Linked DNA regions of Homo sapiens: all the other regions are linked to region 5. A link is a contact called in ENCODE Hi-C or POLR2A ChIA-PET data. All regions are on one chromosome and are shown on one strand. Each heading gives the region's core, a stretch centred on a gene start or an enhancer-like site at or near the end of the contact. The rest is flanking DNA. Distances are from core to core; before and after follow the strand shown.

Evidence for each region. Hi-C counts contacts between places; a loop is a spot of excess contacts on that map. ChIA-PET counts read pairs that join two places held with the same protein, here RNA polymerase II (POLR2A). Pooled maps may share reads with other maps.
Region 1: a map of CD8-positive, alpha-beta T cell shows a loop between it and region 5 (11-fold over the local background). The contact joins the promoter of PPP1R10 here to the promoter of RNF5 in region 5. A Hi-C loop is called at or near these places in 2 of 168 maps with a recorded cell type or tissue (CD8-positive, alpha-beta T cell and naive thymus-derived CD4-positive, alpha-beta T cell) and 13 of 50 pooled maps. POLR2A ChIA-PET finds 5 or more read pairs at or near these places in 1 of 52 experiments (K562).
Region 2: a map of CD8-positive, alpha-beta T cell shows a loop between it and region 5 (5-fold over the local background). The contact joins the promoter of VPS52 here to the promoter of RNF5 in region 5. A Hi-C loop is called at or near these places in 4 of 168 maps with a recorded cell type or tissue (CD8-positive, alpha-beta T cell, HepG2, gastrocnemius medialis and 1 more), 1 of 37 single-sample maps with no recorded cell type and 13 of 50 pooled maps. POLR2A ChIA-PET finds 5 or more read pairs at or near these places in 1 of 52 experiments (HepG2).
Region 3: a map of heart right ventricle shows a loop between it and region 5 (3-fold over the local background). The contact joins the promoter of RING1 here to the promoter of RNF5 in region 5. A Hi-C loop is called at or near these places in 3 of 168 maps with a recorded cell type or tissue (B cell, heart right ventricle and vagina), 6 of 37 single-sample maps with no recorded cell type and 20 of 50 pooled maps. POLR2A ChIA-PET finds 5 or more read pairs at or near these places in 1 of 52 experiments (HEK293).
Region 4: a loop to region 5 is called in a map of B cell, with 18 times the contacts of the local background. The contact joins the enhancer-like site here to the promoter of RNF5 in region 5. A Hi-C loop is called at or near these places in 2 of 168 maps with a recorded cell type or tissue (B cell and breast epithelium) and 6 of 50 pooled maps.

The regions. Positions count from the first base shown.
Region 1 is chr6:30,615,696-30,618,992 of GRCh38, reverse strand. It overlaps PPP1R10 (protein phosphatase 1 regulatory subunit 10), which reads left to right and starts at 1,750. Exons shown (of 20, transcript NM_002714.4): 1 at 1,750-1,769; 2 at 1,995-2,515. It overlaps MRPS18B (mitochondrial ribosomal protein S18B), which reads right to left and starts at 1,153. Exons shown (of 7, transcript NM_014046.4): 1 at 1,050-1,153. The coding sequence starts at 1,127. RefSeq lists an enhancer at 924-1,492.
Region 2 is chr6:33,270,489-33,273,948 of GRCh38, reverse strand. VPS52 (VPS52 subunit of GARP complex) reads left to right here and starts at 2,073. Exons shown (of 20, transcript NM_022553.6): 1 at 2,073-2,363. The coding sequence starts at 2,274. RPS18 (ribosomal protein S18) reads right to left here and starts at 1,874. Exons shown (of 6, transcript NM_022551.3): 1 at 1,827-1,874; 2 at 1,223-1,321. The coding sequence starts at 1,829.
Region 3 is chr6:33,207,174-33,210,415 of GRCh38, reverse strand. It overlaps RING1 (ring finger protein 1), which reads right to left and starts at 1,916. Exons shown (of 7, transcript NM_002931.4): 1 at 1,772-1,916; 2 at 1,516-1,651; 3 at 630-790; 4 at 286-501. The coding sequence starts at 1,593. It overlaps MIR219A1 (microRNA 219a-1), which reads right to left and starts at 2,581; the gene lies at 2,472-2,581.
Region 4 is chr6:33,569,681-33,572,945 of GRCh38, reverse strand. BAK1 (BCL2 antagonist/killer 1) reads left to right here. Exons shown (of 6, transcript NM_001188.4): 6 at 1-394. Among named protein-coding and RNA genes, the nearest start is that of BAK1, 9.0 kb to the left of the region's middle. RefSeq lists an enhancer at 1,240-1,529. Within about 2 kb of position 1,630, at least 36 of the 41 ENCODE cell types and tissues checked have a DNase peak (open chromatin) inside an H3K27ac peak, as active enhancers do; they include B cell and breast epithelium, where a contact is called at or near this core.
Region 5 is chr6:32,176,269-32,179,654 of GRCh38, reverse strand. It overlaps RNF5 (ring finger protein 5), which reads right to left and starts at 1,250. Exons shown (of 6, transcript NM_006913.4): 1 at 1,004-1,250; 2 at 96-114; 3 at 1-4. The coding sequence starts at 1,143. It also overlaps a transcript of AGPAT1 not described here. RefSeq lists an enhancer at 962-1,490.

The sequences.
Region 1 (3,297 bases), core at 501-3,000, 1.6 Mb after region 5:
TGAGCCAAGATTGCGCCACTACACTCCAACCTGGCAACAGAGTGAGATTTCGTGTAAAGAAAAAAGAAAAAAAAATCTAGTACATAAAAGGTATTCTTGCTTTTTGGAAATAAATTGACTCTGGTGGAAGAATAAAGTAAGAGGAAGGATATCTAGGTTCTTGGAACTAAGATGTGTGGTGGGGAGGGGATGCAGAAGACAGGTGAGTCTCCAAATCAATCCAATGAAGTCACTGAGTTGCCCATTTTCATAAAAGCTGAAGGTCAACATTCTACAGGGCAGAACAAACTTGAGTCCTAACGCTAGTTTTAAAGCTACCAAGGCTGTTATTATTTCTGTGTTGACCTCTGTCACCACTCTTCAGTCCCACTTTAGGGAGTGGCAGCTGGGCAAGCCTTCCTATCTCACCGTGCCCCACCAAGAACCTCCAGAGAGGTGAGTACACAAGACTGGAGGGAAACCTCAATTCAAAGGACGGAGTTAAGCTCTCATAACTCCGATAAGAAACTGATTTAATAAAGAGAGCTGAGAAACTGTCCTCAGGTCGTAAGAATATATCCTGACCTTATTGAGAAATAGCAAGGTTGGTAGAAATTGGGATCCCTAATTTCCCCAAGGACATTCCAGAGCAACACAGATTTAGTCACCACTTGCATAGTTAACAGCTGGTTGTGGCGCTCGCTTGGGGAGTACATATGTTATGCTAAAATTGCAACGATACAGAGATTAGCATGGCCCCTTAATTAGTTAAATAATTTTTAAAAAGCTGGTTATGCATGACTGAGGGTGGACAGGGGTCAATTCCATCACTTAAGTTATTTTACTGAAATGGCATTTTGGAAAAAGGATGATACCTAACCCTGGCGTTTAGTCCTCGGCTCGGGATTAGAAAATGCGCGGGGTGTGGGGGGGGGGTTGCAGGAAGTACTGCCTAGACAGCTAAGACACACGTGGGAAGGTCTCCACTCGTGGATTCCTGACAGTGGAGCGACAACCTCGAGAAGGTATAACCAACTTGAGGTTGTGCAAAATGTCTTTCGAAGAGTTACCTGAACTCTGTGAGAACCTCGGAAGAGAGATAGCATAGGAAGCCGCCTCAGCACGGTGTTTAATACAGACGCCGCCATCTTGACGTACGCCCAGGACAGGAATTGACGGAAAGGCAACTGCGCATGCTTCAGGAAACTGAGTAGGGCAGGGCCAAGGACAAGCCCGCAGTGCGGAAGGCGGCCCCACGTTTGCGTCAGGACGGAAGCGTGAAAGGGAAGGCATGGGGGAGAAGCTAATTTCAACTGCGTCACAATCGAATTAGACCCCAAAATTGCGGTTTTTTTTGGCCAGTCACTACGACTCTTAGATCGCATTGTTAAAGTTTGCCTTTTAAGCAATTTTGAAGGCGATTTTTAGCGGTATCCTCTCAGTGCGCATGCGCTCTTAGGTTTCTACCAATCCTGGGTGAGAAATGTTCTCCAGGGCGGAAGTGGCGGAAGCAGAGGAAAGGGAGGTGCTAGGCTCCTGGTCACGCGCACGCGACAGGGAGGCAGGAAGGAGGCGGAAGAGAGTGCCAGGGAAAGGGGCGGAGCAAAGGTGAAGTGAGAGTAGCCAATCAGTTGGCGAGTTGTCATTTGGGTTGACCAATGAGTTCACGCCTCGCGTATAATGTCTCGCGACAAGGGCGTTTCACTAGCACGTTTGGGCGCGTTGGGCGGCGTCCGGGTATAAAAGACTCCACCCGAGCGGGCGGCCGCCATTCTGGGGTTCGTTTAGAGGTAAGTTTGCCTACTTTGTCGTCTAGTGGGTAAAATTTTGCGGAGAGCGTTGGATCTGGGAAGCGGGATAGGGATGGATGGGTTCATTTGAGAGCCACGGCTTAAAGCGGTTGCGATCAGGATGGGACACAGGTTTGTTTGGGGACAACAAAGATGGCATTTGTGAGTGTTTTGAAGCAACCCGTACTGATTACATCTTTCTCCCTTGTGTTCCTTTTATCCCAGGTTTGAATTTTCTCGGAGAAAGACAGGCCGGCCACGAGGAAAACAGAAACAAGCCGCAGCAACATCTAAGCCCTTGAAAGGATCCTGAGAGAGGGGGGAAAGGGAAAACAGCAGCCACCAGCCCAACCACTTGTGTCTTCTGCCCCTTCCCACCTATCTTGCCCACCCCACCAGCCCACGCTGCTTGGGACTTGAAATCTGTGGCCGAAGGACCGTCACTACATAACTTCAAAAATAATCAACCACCCTCCCTTCCCAAACCACCCAAATTCACTCATCCAGCGTTTACTTTTTTGAATCCACTCAGAACTTTTTTCTGCGACCCCCCTCCCTAAATGGAGTTGGGTGGGGGGGAAATGAATACTGAGTTGGCCTTTATTTTTTAAAAGACTTTTTGATCCAATGAGGCCCCCTAAATAATTGAGTTTTGGGTCCTGGTTGGTTGTTTTATTTTTTTTCCTCCAAAATTTTACCCCCTCCCCCCTGAGCCCGAGGTGCTGACGTCGCAAAAAAATTGGATAGTAAGTGTCGAATTTTCAAAAACCAGCCTTGCAACAAGAAATCAACGTTTCCCGTTGTGAAACCAAAAATAATGAGAGGAAGAAATGAGACCATAGAACAAATAGAGAACTGGAGAAGGACCAATCTGGTCACTTAATCTCCATTAAAAAGGGCCTGTGGGTCTAAACAGTCTTGTTCTCTCTCCCCTACCACCTATCTCTTCCCTGCCTTGCTGCAGGCAAAGAGAGGGTGGAGGGAGGGCCAGCAAGTGAGGATTTTGATGGTTAACCCTTGGTAATCCAGCCAATTTCCAGACTGCCAAAGCCATATGTGTTTATATAAGGAGGAATGGTTACCTTCCTCTGGTTAGCAGCAGTCTTCAAAAGGGTTAATGAGCTCACATACAAGAGATGGTGGATCTTGTGGCCCAGAAGTACCACTTCTTTGTGTGTGAGACAAGCAGGGTGCCTTTCAATTTGCCAGATTAATAAGCAATCTGTACATAAAGATTGCAGGGTAAGGAGATGGGCAGAGAGAAGTAATAGCTCGCTATAACTTTTTAAATGACTGTTAAATCCTCTCAATTTTAATGTAATTTGCTTGGGGTATATTTGTGTGGTTAAAATAGGTGGCAATCTAGGAATAAAGATTGCAAGACACTTAGGACAAAATATAATCTTAGTGCCAGTACATACAAGATAATAGTTGGGGAGGTAAAGAATGTCTTATAATTGTTGCAGATTGCATAGGTATTTAAAAGCAAAAGAGTGATTAACATTTTAACTTGATATTTTTTGGTGGG
Region 2 (3,460 bases), core at 824-3,323, 1.1 Mb before region 5:
GTCAAATTATTAGGTTGATTCAGAAGAGAGCAGGGTCTTTCAAATTTATTAATTAAATGACGAGGTTTCACCATGTTGACCAGGCTGGTCTCGAACTCCTGACCTCAGGGGATCCGCCCACTTCAGCCTCCGAGTGAGCCACTGCACTAAGCCTCAAATTTAATTATATGTTTACAAGTGAAAAGATTTACTTCAAAATGGGTGTGGGAAGAGATATAGATGAAATAAGATTTCTAATTTTTAGTTAGATACATCCATGAAGGTTATTCTCTATTACACTTATGAATGCTGCACCTCTACTTAAGCCTCACAGCCGGTCTCTGAAATAAGTACAGTATTTCACACTGCCTTATTAGTTTCACAGAGCACCCAACAGAAGGAATTTCCCTCTACAAATTCCTCAACAGAGCCAACAGTATCCCTACTACTATCCATTCCCTAACGTCGCCTAAGTACCTACCATGCAACAGAAGCCAAGAAGACAGGCCTAGCCCTGCACGCATGGACACATACTGGTAGGCTATTTCCACAACTAACTACACATTCTGACTTAAGGGAAAAAAAAAGAACGTTATGTATCTAGAAAGCCAAGAATTCATTAGGTTTGTGGAGAGAAATACTCAAGTGAAATAATATTCTTGCATTCATTGATTCGATTCTTAAAAGCCAAAGAAAGATGGATGTACTCCTTCACACTTCGACAGGAAAGGAGTGTCAATTATGGCTCATCTGAGTAAATGTCCCACTCAGACTTCTTCCACCCTCCATCTACAGGCTTCTTCACACTTTTTATCTGTTGGTATTTCTACTTATCCCTCAAGATGCCCAATAATCCTCCAATTCTCAGGGAATATAAATTTCGCAGGAAGGGTTGCTGTTATGATGGTGGGATGGGTAAAGAAACCGAATCTAGAAGAAATCTCACAAGCTCGTGGTTCAGGAAAATCTTAGCGAATTCGGGTGAGCAACCATACCTCCTCCCCACTTCCCCAGGTGAAATGTTTTGGCTTGACCTTAGACCACTATCTTGGCTTTAATCACTTATTTTCTGTGGTAAATGCTAAAGGGGTCAGTCTCTCCCTAAACCACTTTCTTTTCTTAATCCAGCAGTCAAGGTGATCTGGATGAGACTCAAGTCTCCCCAGCCTTGCTTCATTTTTGCTTATGTCTTCACAACCCAATTCTCATTTACATTCCCTATTCCTTACCCTACTTCACTTACCTTAATGGCAGTGATGGCAAAGGCTATTTTCCGCCGCCCATCGATGTTGGTGTTGAGTACTCGCAAAATATGCTGGAACTTTTCAGGGATCACTAGAGACTAGTTGAAAAAGTACGGGGGAAGAAATCAGACACAGTAAACTATCAAACAGTAAGGCCGATAAGGCAAACGAACTTCATACAAAAAGGTTAAGCCTGTCACACAAGTGGCAAGACACCCGCCCCCCATTCCTTAGGTTTTCACACCACAGAGCAAACTCCTCAGTCCTGCAGAGTAGGCACATGAAGCGTTCAAGCTTGGGAAAATGCAACCTCTGGAGAGAGGAAGCAGGTCTCCTGCCCATTCCCAAAAGTGCGTGGCAAAAGCCAGAGTTCCCCATATACGCCCAAGCCTTAGACAGCTTTCGTGCGCCCGAGCAGTGACCCTTCCTCGGGCCCGCTCTCCGGAATTGGAAATCTTTGGTGTCCCTTTCCAGGGACGCGATCCAAGGCTCCATACAGAAAGTCGCAGGCCCTCAGGGCAGGACGTTTCCAGAACCCTGACAGCCGGCTTTCCTTGCCCGAGCTGCGATGCCGCTGGATCACGGCACGGATTCCAGTCTTACCATGGCTGCAGCACAAGCGGCGGCGTGTAGGCCTCCTGTGGAAGAGAGAGCGGAAGTGACGCGATATCATTATATAGCTTCCAGGAGGAAGAGGCGGTGCGATCTAGGAGAAGTGCTTCCGGAAACTGTTTCAGCGCGACCTGGCTGGATTTATGAGAGTATGGCTTGGGTACCACAACTTCCGGTGCGCCTTTCTTTACAGTTCGTAAGGTTCATAGGTAAGAGAACAGCGAAGGTTCCGGGGCTAGTTTGTGTTTCAGACTTCCATATTTCCATTTGCAGTTGGGTGAAGTGGTTAGAGCTGAAAGGGGACAGCTGGAGTCAAACAACTTAACTCAAATATCTGGGAACGATTTCGCGCTGAGGAAGACCCTTTGGGACTTGTAGCTCCACTCCGGGGAACGGACTCGCCGGGACTGACAGTTGCCGGAAGTGAGGCTGCGGGGAATGGCCGCCGCTGCGACCATGGCGGCTGCGGCCCGGGAACTGGTGTTGCGGGCTGGGACCTCAGATATGGAGGAGGAAGAGGGCCCGCTGGTGAGAGCGCGGAGCTGTTTCTCCTCCGTAGTTCCGGTGCTCCTAGCTTCAGAAAGACCTGAGCTGGGTTTAGGCACAAGGGTGGGAACTTGGCTGCTACCCGTGATATTACCTGTTTGGCTCCCCGTACCCTTCCCTGTGATCAGACCCGACCCTGAGCGGGACCCTAGTGGCTGAAACTCATGTTCTGGGGCACAAAATTTCAACTTCACTCCACATTTTGGGGTAGAGTCACGAAGTAGTATAGTGTAAAGGTTAAGAACATGGCCTCTGAAGCCAGACTGCCTGAGTTCTATCTCTGCCACTTACACGCTGTGTGCCCTTGGGCAAGTTAACCAGCTTCTCTGTGCCATCATTTCTCACACCTTTAAGGTGAGGAAGATAGAACCTATTGTATACATCGTCGTTAGGATTAGATGAATATGTGTAAGATTGCACCTGGCATGCAGGTAAACACTATGTGTTTTGACATTTCTAGAAAGCCTGGGGTTCCCCAGAGGTGTGATAGAACACCCAAGATGGCAGGAGTCTGAGGGTCTTAAATTTAAGTGCAAGTTCTGCTCTATCCTCTGCAATTCCTAGCTTTCCTCATTCGGTCATCTCCACTGCACTTTTTTTTTTTTTTTTTTTTTTTTGAGACGGAGTCTTGCTCTGTCGCCCAGGCTGGAGTGCAGTGGCGCGATCTTGGCTCACTGCAAGCTCCACCTTCCGGGTTCACGCCATTCTCCTGCCTCAACCTCCCAAGTAGCTGGGACTACAGGCGCCCGCCACCGCGCCCGGCTAATTTTTTGTATTTTTTAGTAGAGACGGGGTTTCACTGTGTTAGCCAGGATGGTCTCGATCTCCTGACCTCGTGATCTTCCCACCTCGGCCTCCCAAAGTGCTGGGATTACAGGCGTGAGCCACTGCGTCCGGCCTCCACTGCACTGTCTTGTCTTTTACCTTTTTTTGTTTTCTTTAGACGGGTTTCCCTGTGTTACCCAGGTTGACCTTGAACTCCTGATCTCCTCAAACAATCTTCCCGTCTCAGCTTCTAAGTAGTTGGGACTACAAGGAGCCCACCACCATGCTGGGCTACCTCCACTGTCTCACTGGAT
Region 3 (3,242 bases), core at 667-3,166, 1.0 Mb before region 5:
TTATTCAAGGTGGTCTCAAACTCCTGGGCTCAAGTGATCCTCCCATCCTCACCTCCCAAAGTGCTGGGATTACAGATGTGAGTCACTGTGCCCAGCCCTATATTTTTCTTAAGAAGAGCAGGGCCAGTTGTTTACTAAGAAACTGCAATTTACACCCATGATTTCCAGCCCTAATGATCAGTCTGTGGTCAGCTCCTAGGATGCTGAGGCTTAGAAGCTAGCAGGCAACAAGGACTGACCCACGGACCCATCCCATCAGTTCTGCTTCTCTCCTGACCCTCACACCTGTGCATGGCCTGCATGCGTAGCCCCTCCTCAATGCTGGAGCTCAATGCCTGCTGGTTGTGCAGGCGGCTCAGGCGGATAAGCACTCGGTCTTGATGGGCCTCGTATTCCTCCCGGCTAGGATAGATCTTAGAGATCAGGGCATCAAAGTTGGGGTCTGGCCGTAGGGATCGCTTGGACACCAGCTTCTTTCGGCAGGTAGGACACTCCTTGTTCCTGGGGTAGGAGAAGGGAAGCCCTGAGTGGTCAGTCAAGGGAACTGAAGCCTAGGCTGAACCAAGACCAGTGAGAGGGCCCTAACTTTGTACCCCTTCATCTCATCTCAAACATGTCTCTCCTATTACCCGCTCCGTAGGGCTGTGACAATGCAGTCAGAGCAGAATCTGTGGAGGCACTCCTTGGTGGTCATCGTATTCTTCAGCATGTCCAGGCAGATAGGGCACATGAGTTCTGAATGCAGTGACCGAGGGGAAACAGCAATCTCTGTGCCATCCATTATGGCTTCCTGAAGGCATCAGTGAGTAGAAAGGTGGTGTGGGTTAGAGGGAAAGGGGTTTTAGAAACAGCAGCCCATAAAATAAGAATTTTGAGAAATACAGTGAGAAGACCCATGTTGGTCTCTATAGGAGACAAGAATTCTGAGAAAGAGAAGGACTGATGACTTGGAGCAAATGGAGAAAAGACAGACTTTAGTGTCCATTAACTAAGAGTAGGAGCTTTGGAATAGGAGGATCTGAGGTGGCTAAGTGGCCTAGGAGTGAAGATGGCACAAATCTGTGGTTGGGAAAAACTATTCAACAAAATTTTTTAAAGTCCTGGTGCTACCTGTATTAGAACCCCATAGGGTGCCTGTTAAAAATTCAGATTCTGAGAACCCAATTCACTACTGAATCAGAATGTTGGGGGGCATGAAGCTCTGCTTTTAATAAACTCCCAAAGTGAGTCTTATGTGCACTGACTTATGACACTGAATGAGGAACAGGGAAGGTAATTTTTGTGTTTGTGATCTTTCAAATGAAGATAATAATACTTGTTCCACCTCTCTGGCAGGGCTGTTTTGAGGATTAAATGAGCTAAATGCGAAAGTGCTTTGGAAAGATTAAGGTGATTCAAAGGTAGGGCCAGGCAAGGCAGAATAGAGCAAATTACGGAAAAGAAGCTGTGTGATGCGGTCTGTGGATATAAGGGTTTGGGGGAGGGGGTAAGCCTGAAAGGGAGAATGCCTGTCACCTGCGGGGTCCGGTGCAGCTCATACAGACTCAGTTCCCACGTTTTGCTGGCATTCTGGGCATTCGCCGGCGTCGTCATGGTGACCGGGCGCAGACCCCCCACCAGGGCTCCACAGCCGAGGAGAAGGCGAAGAAGGCTGGGGGTGGGGGGAAGGGGAGGAGGGCGTCAGGGGGGCCGCCCCTCGCGTAGACCCCGCCCCTCCAGAAGCGCCCCTCTCCGCCCCCGCTCCCGCCCCCGCGCCGGCACTGCCCCTCACCCAGCTCCAGCCGTTCGCGCTCCCGCCGCCGCCGCGCCTCTCCCTAGGCCCGGGCTCCTGGGCCAAGTTCGCTCGGTCCGCAACCGCTGCTCAGACAGCAGCTCCCGCCACCGCCGCCGCCATGGCCCGGGCGCTGGGGCCCTACGTCACTTCCGCCTGCTCCTCCGCTACACCCGCTCCCCCCGCCGGCGGAGACGTCACCCACCATTCGCGGCGCGGGTGGGACGGGACGTGGACGCCGCGGTTCTCCCGCCCACGGGACGGGCTCGTCCCGCGTGAGGATCCTGCGTCCCGGGAGTTCTGCGCCACTTAGGGAACCACGGTCTCCGCCCCCGGCCCAGCACCGTCGCGCGGCCAACAACCTTAGCCTCGGTTCCCTTCCAGAGGCCCCCACGCGGGGCCTCAGCTCCGGGGGGCCGGGGCCTGGAATATCTGGGACCCCAGGAGGGGACAGAGGGCTCGTGAAAAGGGCTACCTCCCCCACTCTGCGTACCCTGGCGACTCTGGGGATCAACCCCCCTCACTTCTCCGTAACCCCCATTCCAGGATCCCGGGGGAAAAGGCTGCAAAAGATCTGCCGCTTTAGCCTTCTAGTCCTGAGAACACACCTAGGTCCCGATGTGCCCGGGATTCCCCTTACCACCCTGGGGACTCCCTCCACCCTCTGCTTTGGCTCTCCCTAGACCCTCCGACCCGCTCTCCCGCTCGAGGTTTGGGGGCGGCGGCTCGGGACGTCCAGACTCAACTCTCGGCCGGAGCCATAGACTCGAGAATTGCGTTTGGACAATCAGGAGCCGCGGCCCGGGGCGGGGAAGGGAGGGAGGCGCACGGGAGGAAAGGGGGAATGGAGACACCACGCGGAAACAGGGACATACACAAGATGGAGCTCCCATTGGGAAGGGGGGGTGCGCGTGTGGGTGGGGTACACAGGGGCAGAATGTCTGGAGTGGGAAGTGGGCAGAAGCCTCTTCGAGGACTCTAGAGTAAACGAAGGGGATGGGGAGGAAAGAGAAGAGGAAGGGGCAGAGCGATCCCCATTGAGTGTAGGGAATGAGAGGGATACAGGGCGAGGGGGTGGGGGGCAGTTAGAGACCCTGATGGGCATCTTGTCCCCGCCCGAGCTGAGGCTCCCGGACTTGGGCTGCGGCTGCCAGGGGGTGGCCTGTCCCTGGGACAAGGCAGCAGTGGGTGCCCTCGCCCCCCACCCCAGTTCCCCCCTACTTCCCTGTCCTCTCCTTCAGTCCGTGGCCAGTCCTTATGTGGGCGCCAGAGTCGATTAGCGCAGACCCCCCTCCCCTTCCTCCTCCTCTTCCCAGCCCCCTCCCTCCTGCTCTCTCCAGCCCCTTTCATCGGCTGGTTCATTCCCCTAATCCTGGCCCCCTCCCCTAATCCCCCCCATCCGACCCCAGGCCGGCTGCAGCTATTGTAAGGTGGAGAGAAAGGGGAGGGGGGGACTCAGAGAAAGGAGAGG
Region 4 (3,265 bases), core at 381-2,880, 1.4 Mb before region 5:
GACTACAGGGCTTAGGACTTGGTTTGTTATATCAGGGAAAAGGAGTAGGGAGTTCATCTGGAGGGTTCTAAGTGGGAGAAGGACTATCAACACCACTAGGAATCCCAGAGGTGGGATCCTCCCTCATGGCTCTGGCACAGTGTAATCCAGGGGTGTAGATGGGGGAACTGTGAATACTTGAACTCTGTTCCCCCACCCTCCATGCTCCTCACCTGTCTAGGTCTCCTCAGGGTGGGGGGTGACAGTGCCTTCTCTATTGGGCACAGCCTAGGGTCTTGGGGGTCAGGGGGGAGAAGTTCTTGATTCAGCCAAATGCAGGGAGGGGAGGCAGATGGAGCCCATAGGCCACCCCCTATCCTCTGAGTGTTTGGAAATAAACTGTGCAATCCCCTCACCCTGACTTAGTTTTTGTATTCTCTGCTACCCCTCTTTCCATCAGGCCAGACTGTGGGAACCTGGGCACGCCTGGCATACATCTGGCTTATTACTGAATAAAACCTCACACTAGGCCTCTAGAATCCCATAGAGGCCTGAGTATGGTTCTGCAGCCCCCACTCCGATGGAAGGCGTTCGCCCCTCCCCATGAACTTCTCTCATCTCGTTGGGTTTCATGCAGTTTCCACCCTTTAGGAAGTCTGGGAGGTCCTTTAGCTACAGAGCTGGTGGAGCAGCTGCACATATCTGAGGACCCCCACAGGCTACCTCTGACCTGGGCTGAATTCTTCTCCCACCCTGGGGCTACCACCCACGCTGGTCCAAAAGGCCCTTCTCCCCCACATTTAGCTCTGCCTGGGACACAATGTCCCAGCTCCCCCTTCCTGATGTCTCCACAGTCAGCACACACGCAGGGCTTTCATTCTAGTTTTATGCTGCTTGGGAGTCCCTATGGGTACCCAGCCAGGGGTGATAAAAATAACAAGCATGGGGGCGTTTAAATGTTCCAAAATCTACAGTCTTTCCAGTCCTGGGCACCCTGGTCTGTGTTTCTGACGCCCTTCCAAAAGGGTCACATGCAAGTCCAAGAGAACTCGTGAGTTTCACCTTCACCCTCCTGGGGTGGGCTTGCCAAGCCCCTTTTCCCTCCACAAGGTCTTCAGAGTCTAGTACAGACGCGATCTTGGAAAAGGGAAAAGGCGGCGCTGCAGGCAGTGGTGGCTGGAAGGTGGTTGCTACAAGGCACCCCGCAGTGTACAGGAAAAGCTCACAGACAACATTTATAGAACACATACTGTGTGCCAGGCTTTATGCTGAGAGTTCATCATCTGCCCAAATAATAGGTAGGAGACGGGGGTGGGGGTACTCAAACTACTATTTACAGATAAGGAAACGGGTGCTTTCTCAGAGTCACCCAAGGAGTGAGGACTTGCCACCAGGAAACTGGCTCGAGTTTTACGTGGAGGCCGGAGAGCAATGTGGGGCTCGCGAGCACAGGTTTAAGAGGCCCAGAGTGCGGGGTCGCCTCCCTCCCGGAGCGATGCCATAGAGGTTAGAAGTGGGCGGCTGCCCGAGTCCAAGATGGCCGCCGCCGCGAGCACGCAAGCGTGCCCTTCCTTGGGCGGGGCCTTTGGGGCGCACCCACTCCAGCCTCTGGGCTTTGAACAGCATGCGGCATTGAGCGGCGAACAGATCGTTGCATCGCTGGAAGAAAGGCGGGTGGGCTGTGGTTAGCCTACTCGTCTAAGGAGCTGCAACGCTAACCGGAAAGGCATGGGTGGGGCAGCCCAAAAAGTTTTGGCCTGCACCGCCCCCCAACGCCCTCTATTCCGCTGCCAGGATATTCTGAAACCAGGGGGCGAGAAGTTAGGTCGGACACAGTCAGCCAGGGGCTGCGAGGATAACGGGAGTGTAGGGGCTCTGTGGGTATTAGGGAAGAGAAACCAAAAAAACTCATTTCTACTCAAACTGTGCGCTGCTTCTGAGATTGTGGCTTGGTTTCCACCAAATACGTCTGGGTTCGTCACAGTCTGTGATGTCACTGAGCTGGGGCAGCCCGGCCAGGGAAAGGAGCGGTGTGCAGCTGTCACCTGCTTAGTTCTGCAGTTTCAGTATGAATACCCGCCCTTCCTTGCACACAACAGCCTCACATTCTCCCCACCCCCACCCTGCCGTTTTACCTTCACGTATTTATTTTTACCTCCTCTGAAGAGTATATTTTAGAGAGTCACCGAGTGTCCATCCAAACCCTTTCATTTGAAAAAATCCTTCCTTAGCCTAAAATCACTCAGTATATTGAACAAGTTATTATGACATAGTCACCTGAATGCATTAAAATAAATTTACATGTATTCATTAAACTTAAACCACCATATCCACTAGTTTTTTTTGTTTTTGTTTTGTTTTTTCACCCGTGACAAAAATGTACCCCTCCTGCTCCAGTTGTATGCACTTCAGATGTAGAGGCCCCATTTTGTAAGATGCTTGTAAAATGTGGATTTAATTTTTTTTTTTTTTTTGAGACAGAGTCTCGCTCTGTCACCTAGGTTGGATGGAGTGCAGTGGCACAATCTCGGCTCACTACAACCTCCGCCTCCCGGGTTCAAGCGATTCTCCTGCCTTAGCCTCCCGAGTAGCTGAGACTACAGGCACGCGCCACCATGCCCGGCTAATTTTTTTTGTTGTTGTTGTATTTTTAGTAGAGACGGCGTTTCACCATTCTGGCCAGGCTGGTCTCGAACTCCTGACCTCATGATCTGCCCACCTTGGCCTCCCAAAGTTCTAGGATTACAGGCGTGAGCCACAGTGCGAGGCCCAAATGTGGATTTAATTCTATCTGAGCTGAACAGATAAGGATAATCATGATTTCGTGTGTGTGTGTGCGTGCGTGCATGCGTGTGTATGTGTGCGTGCATGCATGCGTGTGTGTGTGTGTGGAGAGAGAGAAAGAGAAGGGAGTTATTGAAGGTTGCTGGAGGTGCCCAAAGGTCAGGAACCAGAATCAGCAAAACCCAGCTTCTCCTGGGGTGTGTTGAGCTGTTGCTGGACACGTTAAAGGTGAACACTGGACTCCTGGGATATAAAAGTAAGACGTGAGAGGACAGGGGATTCAGTTCACTAGAAAATAATACAACAGGCTGGGCGCAGTGGCTCATGCCTGAATCCCAGCACTTTGGGAGGCCAAGGTGGGCAGATCATGAGGTCAGGAGTTCGAGATCGGCCTGACCAACATCGAGAAACCCTGTCTCTACTAAAAATACAAAAAATTAGCCGGGCATGGTGGTGCATGCCTCTAATTCCAGCTACTGTGGAGGCTGAGGCAGGAGAATCG
Region 5 (3,386 bases), core at 1-2,500:
GCCACTGGGGAGAAAAAAGGTGGTTTCCAGTATACAAGAGGGTCTTACAGCTCCTCAGACCTCCCCATTTCCCTCTTCATCTCCTGAGTACGCACCTGATGAAGACATGGCCAACTGGATGGGGGAGAAAAAAAAAAAAAGGTCAAACTAGCTACAGAAAAGAGAGACACAGACCCTAGACTTCGCAGAATCCCATCTAACCCCTCTTCCCAAGCAACCTGCTGTTGCTTTTCAGATTTTCTGCAACCTCTACCATGCCAGCCAACTTAGTTAGCCTTCCTGCTTGTCTGATCTTCCAACACCTAAAGCTCTGTCCATCCTCAACACACTCAACCCTCTCCTTTCTCCTCTCCCCAACAAACACATACAAATTTTCGTGCCCTCTCTTTTCTGCCTTTCAAGTTAATTTCTAATTTCCTTCAGCCACCTCTTTCTGGGTCTCCTCTTTTCAACCCCAACCCCATCACTCCAAACCAAACCCCTTTACTAGCACATTCCCCCATTACTCACTTTCAAGCTCAATAATGTCCCTATCTTTATGACCCTTTAACCTTTCAAGTCTGCCTCTCCACAGTGCCCTTATACCAGCCCCCTCCCAGATCTCATCTGAATGTGATCCATATTTCCTGGTTCTCCCCGACTCAACTGATGCGTGCCTCCCTTAACCTTTGTGTCTCACTTGTTTCCACCTGCACAGCTAAGACCCCTCACTTCTCTGGGGTAAGGTGGCTCGGGTCTCACATTGTCCTGCCACTCCCCGCCCCACCTTCTCTTCTCAGCACATCACGTGCCTCAGCTCCTGGTTCCTAAGACCTTTCTTTCCACAGATCTCGACCGTTATACTCCCACCCACACATACCAGCAAAGTCTTATGTCTCCTGTCGGGCTTCACCTATGGGAACGTGCCCTCCGATTATCTGTATGACTGTATGATTATTCGCTCCTAGCCTCTCCAGTATATAAGCGAGACCCACCACCTCCCGCCCCCCTCCTCGATTCTCACCAGTACAGGTGGCCACACACACTGACCACAGCTTCCCGAGCAGTCTCCAAACATATATTACATTCGAAGGTCGCGCCCGCCCCGCCCCGCTCGCGATTTGGCCCTTCGGGGCCCCCGTCCTCCTCCTCCGCTGCTGCCATGGCCGGTTTTGTTTCGCCCCACGTACCCTTCAGTCCCCCCAAATACACATACACACGCCCCAACAAACCAGAAACCACCTCCTGCCCACGATCGTTGGGCAGGCTTCAAGGTTTCCTAATCACTATTGGTCTGAATGCCTGCCAGTCACAAAGAATTCAAAAGAAAGGATTGGCCCAAAGGGTAGGGGCGGGAAAAGGTTAGTGCAGTCCTGCCTTCGCACAATGGCTATTGGCTGATACGGTCTAAGTCAATGTGCAATGCCAAGGGATTGGTAATAACTCGCTACACGCTGTCGCCTGGCCAAGGAGGGCTTTATTCGTCTGAGTAGTTGTCAGTCATAACCAAAGCCATAAGCAATTTGCTCGGGACTACCTATAGACCTCGCCCACTATAAGCCCCTTTCTTTCCTTCGCTTCCTCTTTTAGAGAATGTCCGGATTGCTATTGGACTTTGGAGCGTATGGCTCCAAATCAACTCATTGGCTAAAACTTGACGGAAAATGGTGGTTAGGTAAAACGCGCCTGCGCAGCACGCGGCGGGACGGGGGTGGGCCAATCCTGTGAGGGTTTAACCTTCTCTTTTTCCACCTCTTCACCCCTATCTTGTCGCCATGGTGACTGCTCTACAATTGGCGAGGCTTGCACTTCAAAGTCCTAGGCTCGCTTCATCCGGGTCCTTCAGCTGTGGACTTTCTGCTGATTGGGCCTTTTCCTTTTCCCCTGATTGGCCGACATCGGGAAAGACGGCGAAGAGCTAGGAAAAGAGGGAAAACACTAGGGTCGCAGGGTTCAAAATGGCTCCAACCTCCTTTGGTGACGTAGAGAGCAGAACTTGGGTCTGCCCCTCCCTTTTAGTTAAGGGAGCAGAACTGGGATTAGCCCGACGTTTGGATAGTGGGAACATCGATCTGCGGCGCTGGTGTTAACCCAACTCATTCGGCTGGACGACTCAGCCCTCCCCATATTAGGTGATTTACAGAGCAAAACTGAACTAAAGGCCCACCCCTTTCTTAATGTTGTACACAGAGTAGAACAGGATTGACTTCAACTCCGTTTTAAACCTTCAGAGCAGGAAAGCTCTGGGCTCAACCCCTTTGTGAGTGGTGCAAAAGGGACAAAGCCCGCCCCTTTTAAGGAGACCCGCGGAGGCTAGACCCGCCCTTTCCTCTTTATAATTTGCCCATCAGAAATAGGGTCTTCTTCCCAGGTTGGACCCCGGGGAGTTTGGGCTTTTCCTACAATCACTGACCCTCACTGTGACTAAAGGAGCAGAATTAGGTAACAGTCCTCCCACTACCAATCCTCTTCCCGAGGGCATGTAAACTAATGCAGGGTAAAGGTGTGGCTAGAGGGGGGACCTTGATAAAAGATCCCATGTGACTCAAGAGTAAGGAAAGATGAGAAGTTAGCAGTTGCGTAAAGAAGGACTGGGGCAGATGAGGATTCAGGAAGCTTGAGGTTTAGGAAGGAAGATATTGAGAGGGAAAGGTGGAAATGAAGGAGAGTGAAGTGATGGAATGATCCTAGTAAAGGGATAATGGGAGTGGAGGAAGAGAAGAGGGGGTGGAAAACTAGATACATGGCTACCAAATTAAGGAGGCACGCGCATTCCAGAGGAATCGGCATTCTTCCTCACTTTTTATTTTTCTAGAAAGCACCCCTGAAGCCAAATTTCCATTGGAAGAAAAGATGTACCCATATTGTATGTTGTGAGAAGGGGTTGTCTCAGCTTGGGCAAGTAAGGAGACTGATACGAAGGAAGTAGGAAAGAAAAGGTACAGAGGTAAAAGAGCATGGAAAAGGAAAGGGTCAGGGATAAGGCCAAAGAGATCTCTTCTCTTTAAAGGCCAGAGAAGGCAGGTGGAGGGGGGAGCTGGACTGCTGGGAGATAGTGAGGGACAAAGGGCAAAGGAAACCAGACCAGAGGACTGGAGAGTGAGATGGAGTGAGATGGAGTCCTGGAGAGAAAAAGAAGAGAGGTGAACTTAATGCTTGTCATATGGTAGGTAGATGCTTGATAAATGTTTAGAATTGAATGGGTACGGGAAAAGGGGTCCTTAAGAATAGTTGGGGGGAATAAGCAGCAGATAACCGGAGTTGAGAAAAAAAGAGACCAAGTAAAAGTGGCAGTTAAAAGAGAGCTGATGGAGAATAAAGGAAGGAATGTGCGGAAGGAGGAATACAGCACCAGGGGATCCAGAGCTGAAAGGGAGTTAGAGAAAAAAAAGATGCAGCTGGAGCCA